Linked DNA regions of Homo sapiens: regions 1 and 2 are each linked to region 3. A link is a contact called in ENCODE Hi-C or POLR2A ChIA-PET data. All regions are on one chromosome and are shown on one strand. The core of a region is the stretch at or near the end of the contact, and the rest is flanking DNA. Distances in the headings are between cores, read along the strand shown. Region 1 has its middle 22 kb from the start of HECTD1. Region 2 holds the start of G2E3 (G2/M-phase specific E3 ubiquitin protein ligase). Region 3 holds the start of COCH (cochlin).

Region 1 (2,700 bases), core at 152-2,651, 360 kb before region 3:
TTAGCCACTGCACCTGGACCATTTTATTATTTTTCTTTCTTTCTTCTTTCTTTCTTTTTTTTTTTTTTTTTTTTTTTTTTGAGATGGAGACTCACTCCGTTGCCCAGGCTGGAGTGCAGTGGTGCAATCTCAGCTCACTGCAACCTCCGCCTCCCAGGTTCAAGCCATTGTCGTGCTTCAGCCTTCCGAGTAGCTGGGACTACAAGTGTGTGCCACAATGCCTGGCTAATTTTTGTATTTATAGTAGAGATGAGGTTTCACCATTTTATTATTTTTCTTTAAGCTTTTCTTATATGCTTTATGCAAGCTTTATACTTAATATAAATCACCTTAAATTAAAACAATTTTTCGTAAGAAAAGCTGTATTTCAAGTTATGTTTATGTCAGTGTTATTTATAATAAAAACATAAAATGGAAATAGCCTATTTGTTGGAATAAAGTGAATGTTAGTTCAACCATATGGTGAATGGAATATTATTCAGTTATTTAAAATATTGTTAGGTAGCACCCTATAGAAAGAAATAATCTTACAAGTTACCAAAAATGATCACATGACAAAAATAACCATGTGATTACAACCATGAAAAACAGTTCAGATAATAAGAATGTATGCTACTGTGATATAGTTGGGTTTTAGCAAAAGGGATTATGAGTGTTTTTCTCCTTGCTTTGTTTTTCTAATTTCCTATAGTCTGTTTATGTTGTTTTTAATAATTAAAATTTTTGGGCCAGACACGGTTGCTCACGCCTGTATTCCCAGAACTTTGGGAGGTCAAGGTGGGTAGATCACTTGAGGTCAGGAGTTCGAGACCAGCCTGCCAACATGGTGAAACCCCGTCTCTACTAAAAATAAAAAAAATTAGCTGGGCGTGGTGGTGCACACCTGTAATCCCAGCTACTCAGAAGGCTGAGACAGGAGAATCACTTGAACCTGGGAGGTGGAGGTGGCAGTGAGCCGAGATAGTGCCACTGCACTCCAGCCTGGGCGACAGATCGAGGCTCTGTCTTAAAAAAATAATAATTACAACTTTTATTACGAAAAGAAAAAAAAGATTTCCCCAGAAACATGTTTTGATTTCACTATAAATTTAAATGGCCAGAAATCGTACCAGTTTATAAAGTTTTGTATAGGAGGGGAAGTTTTCACAGAGAACGTCCTTTTCTTGGATGTTTCTCAGTAACCTCTCAGCCTCTGCACCTCAGAGAACAAAGGTCTTTTGCTAAGATTCAAATTGTTTGCCAAAAAATTGAGTTTCCCCTCCTTTTGGTTCTTGCCATTGGCCAGCGTGCTTTTCTATCACCAGAGACCTCCAGTATCTCGCTCACACACATCTCACAGCAAGGAGCTGACTAATCCTAAGGCTGGCGGCTTGTTAGGCAACCTTTCACACAGTGCCTATTGCTACCCCATTGCACAATATATTTGACTGGGAATGATAAACCCGTGGTTTACATTTGACTCCAGTCACCTTGTTAGTGCCAGCAGCTTACGTGTGTAAATATCACCCACTGCCTTTAGAAAGACGTTGACAGTTGACATTGTGTTCCTGGCTCCGTAGTGTTGTGTAACACTGGGGAGGAGCAGAGGGGTGGGGAGAAAGAGCCTATAAGGAAGCATCAATCAGAAGCAAATGAGGATATGAACTTATAATCACTTCCAGCTTTATTTATGAAAGAAATGAAAAGCTGGACACTTATGGGTTGTAGCTTCAAATAAACTTAATATTAGAATTAAAGAACTAGAAGAAACAAATTAATCAACATTCAATATATTTCTATTAATCCATTGGTAATATATAAGTAAATCTTTGACAGAGGCACCACACTTTTTTCAGTGACTAAAATAGTTCAAATGGAGAACAGCCATTGCTGTATTATTACAAATTCTGTTGTAATTTCATGAATGTGACAATATAGAATGTATATGATAGAAGAAATCACTATGCAAAGAAGGTTCTGTGCTTAGTTTTTTGAGACTACAAGTCATTTCTTTACACACACACACACACACACACACACACACAAACCCTGTAGCTATGCCCAGGTTAGGGGGAAAGAGGAAGTGGGGAACCCTAAAAGAGAAGAGAATAAAGATTTCAATTATCATTTGTTCTAGGAATGAATACTATCTTACTCAGAGCTTTAAGTCTGTGAGAATATTCAGCCCATATAGTGCAGTACATTTACTGAGGTTAGATTAGTTATTTTTAGTGTCTTCCATGTCCCCTCTGTACACAGTGTGATACTAACAGTAACATAAAAGCCACCTGCAAATTTTGTTTGCTAATAAGATTCCAGACCATTAATGAAAGGACATAGGTTGATTTTGCTAAACAAAACAAAAACTCCAAGAATATCAAAAGCTTGTTTTGAGTGTGAAAGAAGAATAAAACAGATTTCATTTTTATTTGGTTACAAAGAATGTGTTTTTAAAAAGCTGGAAGAGAGTAAGGCAAAGGCTAACCACCCCTTGATAAAGTAGGATATCATAAGGAAAATTATGCAATGGTTAGTGAGATTGCAGAACACTCAATATAGCTAACTTTCCTCAAGATTGAGAAGGACAAAGTAAGTTCCTTAGAATGAGTATCTTTGTATAGTAAGTTTGAATCATACCAGTACATATTAACCAGGTCATTTACTACTTTGACTCACTCTTTTCATTAATATTCAGGAATTACTGTGGTCAAAACTTTATTA
Region 2 (2,700 bases), core at 128-2,627, 320 kb after region 3:
TGAAAAATGCTCATATTTTAACTATCCTAAACACCGAGTATTTAAGTCTATTCTTCCTGGCTAACACTTAAAAGTTCAATAGCAGGAAGAATGGGGGTGCTGGAATAGCCAGCACTGGATGAAGGAATGTTTTTATTCTGATTATTATGAAGTCCTACTTTTAAAAATATATTTATACATTTAAATGGTACAATATCCTGGTGTTAAAACCTTAAAAGGAACTTAAAATATCTTTTCGTATTAAGCTACACAAAACTGACGATTTTTAATAAAGATGTAAAACTTGTACACATTTAAAGTTCCCATTTATAGTTTACATTTATGGCACACTTTTAAACCATTCCAGAAGGCATGACTTTACTACTGGGTTAGACAGAGTTCCATATTTCAGATAGTTCATCATTAAAAATTAAAAAAAAAAAAGCCCAAAACAATAAAACCCAAAGAAACAGATGCTCAAAGCATTAGTGGATTACTTCCAAAAAGACTCCATAATAACCCAGTTGGCCAATGAATGAGGGAGGCGAAAAGGCAGGGCGGTGGAACTAAACCTTATCCCTATTGTTTGCAAACTAAGACCCTAGTTAATCACCACCGCTGTTACCACAGCCGGTTTAAATAGGAGTCTCGGATTTTTGCGGTACATGAAAAATGTCAACCGTGAAAGAAAAATATCCGGGTTTTAAATACAAAGGACACTCGAATTTCAGTTTAAATCCCACTCAGGCATTTCAAAGACTGTCACTTCCCTGCAGTCCAGAGTTAATCAAGGTTGCCCGGGTATCTCTCTCAGGAGGAACGCGGAGCCACGTAGAGCATCTTTTCATTCTAAACCCGCCCCAACCTTCCATCTTTCATTAAAAGAGATTTGTTTAAACGTGGCAACGCCTTCACAGTGAGATTTAACTACTGTTAAAATTTCAGCATTCGAGCCGAATTGGTGGAAATAATAAACTACGGGTTTAAAAAAAGCCACGGAGGATGCGTATAAACAAGGTTTACTCGCGGGGGACCGGCAGGGCCTCCGAATCCTCAACACTGAGAGCTGGCTGGCGTGCGCAACCGTCGAGAGCGCTGGTCCAGCAAACGCCCCCAGTGCCCCGAATTCCCTTAGTCTCCAGGCCGGGCCCCAGCACCAGACGTCCCCAAAAGCACTGCGAGGCCCCGGCTGCGACGTCCGGCCTCCTGACACCCTCTCCCACCCCACGGTCCTGCTTCTCTCTCTGGAACGTTCTGCGTCTTCCCGTTCCCCATTTACTCACCAAGGAGAGCTGGGCAGAAGTTCCAGAGCCTCAGTGCCACTTTTCCCGGCCCGCTGTACGTCGGGGCACGCCGACCGCGAGCAGCCACATTCAACGGCCCACAGGATTCAAATTCGTCCACTTCCGCTCGCAAACCCGGAAAGAGCGGTCGGCCCCGCCCTCGAGGGGTGGGACCCGCGGAGGCGCTGGCTGTGGGGAAGGGCCCGTGTGCTCCCGCCCTTCTGGCGCTCCTGCGCTGCTGCTCGGTGCTAACCTGGCTGTGTCGCCTTCGCTTGTTTGTTTTGTCGGGTCTCTCTCCCTATTTAGGAGCTCAGAAAAACTCCGGGCGCGGGGTCATTGTTTCCGCCTATTTGCTCTTGAGGGGATCCTCTTTTTTCCAAAATGGACAGAGATGTGCTGAAGTTTCGTCACCTTCGAGGAATGGGGCGAATGAAAGCACGAACGGAGGCAGGAGGGTTTTATCTTTCCCTTCATCCTCGAGGAAACAGCAGCAGCAGCAAGAAGGAAAAAAACAAACCCTCCAAGTACTTAGTGCAGCCTTTCCTGGGCCTCTCAGTCCTATCCCGGCACAGTCAGGGCTTTTAATTTATTTCTGTCCTGGGTTTAGGGAAAACAAAAAGCCAAGTTCACCCGTATTCAGCCAAAAGTTGAAAATAAGTGGTCGGACCAATTCCTGGTCTCAAATAAACTATTTGATGGTGTTAGAAGGCAATAAATTTTATTTCCCCCCTCAGATAAGGGCTCACTTTACGAGATTATTAAGTATTGTCCCGTGAGATTATTGAAACAACAGTATCTTTTCCTTTATCGAGGACCACAGTATGTCTTTGATCCAAAACGTCTTAAGCTTCTGAAGAGACATCTGGGAGCTTCCAGAAACTAAAGGAAGGACTGGAAATGCTAGGGGGTGAGGGGCGCTAAATAACTCTGACCTTTATGGCTGTGATTGATGTTGCCACCAGATCATCCTCACATCTAATAACATTGAATTACCTAAACGGATCAGTACAAACCAAACCATGACAGCATACCTTTAGCCTTTGTCAAAAATACAGTTTGAGGGCCGGGCGCGGTGGCTCACGCCTGTAATCCCAGCACTTTGGTAGGCCGAGGCGGGTGGATCACGAGGTCAGGAGATCGAGACCATCCTGGCTAACATGGTGAAACCCCGTCTCTACTAAATGTACAAAAAATTAGCTGGGCGTGATGGCAGGCGCCTGTAGTCCCAGCTACTCGGGAGGCTGAGGCAGGAGAATGGTGTGAACCCGGGAGACGGAGCTTGCAGTGAGCAGAAATTGCGCCACTGCACTCCAGCCTGGGCGACAGAGCGAGGCTCTGTCTCAAAAAAAAAAAAAAAAAAAAAAAAAAAATACAGTTTGAAAGGTTTACTAGATTTCTGAGAACCTATGCTACAGGTAATCTGACACAGGGGGTGTGT
Region 3 (2,700 bases), core at 158-2,657:
GTCTAGAGAGCTGAGAGGTTAAAATCCTTACCCCTAAACAGCCTCATACCTATCATCAAACAGCCTTAATCCTTCCTCCCATTTTCCGCTGAGATGGGGGCGGCATCGGAATCCGGTGCCAAGACCGACCGCCTTTAGTTGCGAACACTGACTTTTGTTAAGTAGAGCGGGAGAAATACAGCCATGAGGGATACTTAACCCTCATTCCTACTTTCAAGGAAAACAAACGGTAGCTCTTAGGAAAGCGTTGCCTTTTACACTGGAAAATACACCAAACCACACACCCATACCCGGACCTCTACACGTGGTACAAACTTTTTAAACTCTCTAGCGTGTAGAGTGAGACCGCGAGTGCTTCTGATTATAGGGGTTACACCTAGAAACATAGCTAGCGAGTCAAACAAGGTGGGACAGCGACGTTCGCCTCCCTCTCTCTCGGCTACGGCAACCTGAAGTCGGGTCTGGGCGGCTTCTCCTCCACCCCCAAACGCAGCAGAGCCCAGGACTGGTGCGCTCCTCGGTGAGGCTCAAGGAGTCCTCCTTCCTCGACCTCCTGCTGCCGGCGCTCAGCGGGCCCGGGGTCTGGGGCTGTGGGTGGGCCTGGAGGAGGCCTTCTTCCTAGTGCTCTTGGAGAACGTCCCCCCACTGGACCCCAGGGGCCCCCTACCATGGGAGAAACAGGTGAGCAGGAGCAGATCGGCTGCAGGGGTTAACGCGGGCGCGCCACGCGGCGGCTCAACCTTCGCGCCTTCCTCCTCAGGCGGTAGGGCTGAAGCCCAAGGGGCTGGATCTGAGTCCCGCTTGTACCCGCTGGTGCTCAGCCCCTGCGACCGCCTGGACGCACCCCAGCTCCCCCACTCACCGGCTCCCTCGCTGCCCGCGGGCCCCGGCAGCAGCAGCAGACACACACCTGCGAAGAGAGAAGCGTGAGGGCTGGCTCCAGCCTCCACCCAGCGGAGCAAGGGGCCGGGGTCGTGAGGGGCGCGCACCCACCGAGGCCGAGAGCCGGGATCCAGGCTGCGGACATGGTGACTGATAGGCTGCTCACACCTGGGAGAGAGGGAGAATGCGGGCAAGGCCAGGGTGCGGGAGGCCCCGCGCGTCACCTCCTCAGAGCCCCGCACCCTTCGGATCCCCGGGCGCGGCGCAGAGGAGAGAGGACACAGACGACCCGCTGCTCCAGGCCAGCGCCCCTCTAGGTCTGGGAGGCGCCTCGGCGGCAAATCGAGCGAAGCCCAGGATCGGTGTGCAACCCCGCACCGCGGGGAGGCGGGGGCGCCAAAACGACGACAGACAGGCTGGGAGCGACAAAGAAACAGGGACAGAGGCGTCAGGGATCCCTCGCACCCGCGCCCGCCGCCCGGGGCTCCGCACCTGCTCGAGATCCACCCGGCTGCGCCCGAGTGCGGAAGGCAAGGCCCCCGCGGCCGCTATAAAGGCTGGGCCGTGCGCATGAGCACTGTGCGGGGGGCGCGGGAGGAAGCGCGGGAGCCGGTCCCCCGGGGCCCGGCGGCGACTTCCAGCTCCGCCTTCGCCCCCTGCCGGCCCCGGGGTGAGGCCGGCGCGGAGGCGCCTCCTCCAGCAGCGCAGGCTCGGCCACCTGGACGCGGCGCCAGTCCCTAGAGGGGCACGAAGGTCCCCGTGCCGGCGTCTCAACGAGTGTGGAGGGCCGGCGGCCCCGACGGCGGCAGCAGCGGCCTCGCCAGCCCTGCTCTGCCGGGACCAGGGCTGCTGAGGCAGCGGCGGCCGCTACCCGCCCCACCCAGCGAGGCCTGGAGCTTCTGAGAGCTGTCAGGTCCACGCGGCCTGAGAACCGAACTTCTCAACTTGGTGCTCTCGTGGAAAGAGTTCCTACTTCTGAAATAAAACCACCCTAGGTTTGGTAAACGCATGCCGCGTTTTTGTTAGAAACCCTGTCAACTGACTGCTAGCTCGTTGGACCTTAGGGATTCGGCCTTGCGCCTTCGTTTCTGCTGGAGTCCTACTTTCCCCAGTGGTTCAATTTGTGCTCCTGCCTAGAGCCACGCGTGTGAGACAGCCCTGACCCCAGCAGCCGGTACCTTTGCTTCTTTCTCACCTCAGGAAGAATTTATGCCTGATTGCCTTTCGAAATTCCCAGACTTGGTGTCTTGTGACTGCACAGAATCTCAGATTTGATAATGTGTTCTCCTTCTCCCCGCACCATCCTGCTAACGTTTTACAAATGGAAATGGAGAAGGAGCAGAATTCTTGAGGAGTGTTAGTGACAGGCGACCTGCATGGCAGCGGAAGAACCAGACCCAGGCCCAGACGCTAACCTTTCTGGTACAATATAAACTTTTTCAAATAGCCTTATTTAGTTACAATTTACATGCCATAAAATCCATCCGTTTTGAGTGTACAGTTCAATGATGTTTAGTAAATTTTCAGAGCTGTACAACCATCACCACAAGCCAATTTCAGAACAGGTTCATCCTCCCCAAAATGATCTCCTCGCCATTGTCAGTCAGTCTCTTCTCCCACTCCTAGTCCTAGGCAATCACTAACCTATTTCCTGTCTCTATAGATTTTTCTTAGTGGTCGTTTCTTATAGATGGGATTATACATTGTGCGGCTTCCTTCACTGCACAGAATGTTTTTGAGGTTCATCCATGAGGCATTATAGAACAGTACTTCCTTTCTTTTTATTGTTGAAAAGTATTCCCATGCCATTTTATACTG

What was found. Hi-C counts contacts between places; a loop is a spot of excess contacts on that map. ChIA-PET counts read pairs that join two places held with the same protein, here RNA polymerase II (POLR2A). Pooled maps may share reads with other maps.
Region 1: a pooled map shows a loop between it and region 3 (2.6-fold over the local background). The contact joins the enhancer-like site here to the promoter of COCH in region 3. A Hi-C loop is called at or near these places in 1 of 50 pooled maps. POLR2A ChIA-PET finds 5 or more read pairs at or near these places in 3 of 52 experiments (B cell, Caco-2 and activated T-cell).
Region 2: a loop to region 3 is called in a map of HepG2, with 2.2 times the contacts of the local background. The contact joins the promoter of G2E3 here to the promoter of COCH in region 3. A Hi-C loop is called at or near these places in 1 of 168 maps with a recorded cell type or tissue (HepG2), 2 of 37 single-sample maps with no recorded cell type and 9 of 50 pooled maps. POLR2A ChIA-PET finds 5 or more read pairs at or near these places in 2 of 52 experiments (H1 and naive thymus-derived CD8-positive, alpha-beta T cell).

What each region holds. Positions count from the first base shown.
Region 1 is chr14:31,228,617-31,231,316 of GRCh38, reverse strand. No RefSeq gene overlaps it. Among named protein-coding and RNA genes, the nearest start is that of HECTD1, 22 kb to the right of the region's middle. Within about 2 kb of position 1,401, at least 19 of the 41 ENCODE cell types and tissues checked have a DNase peak (open chromatin) inside an H3K27ac peak, as active enhancers do.
Region 2 is chr14:30,557,835-30,560,534 of GRCh38, reverse strand. G2E3 (G2/M-phase specific E3 ubiquitin protein ligase) reads right to left here and starts at 1,377. Exons shown (of 15, transcript NM_017769.5): 1 at 1,263-1,377. All of the region lies in intron 3 of G2E3-AS1 (G2E3 antisense RNA 1), which reads left to right. RefSeq lists an enhancer at 1,522-1,711.
Region 3 is chr14:30,873,266-30,875,965 of GRCh38, reverse strand. COCH (cochlin) reads right to left here and starts at 1,407. Exons shown (of 12, transcript NM_004086.3): 1 at 1,375-1,407; 2 at 994-1,050; 3 at 863-910. The coding sequence starts at 1,027. RefSeq lists a silencer at 1,326-1,845.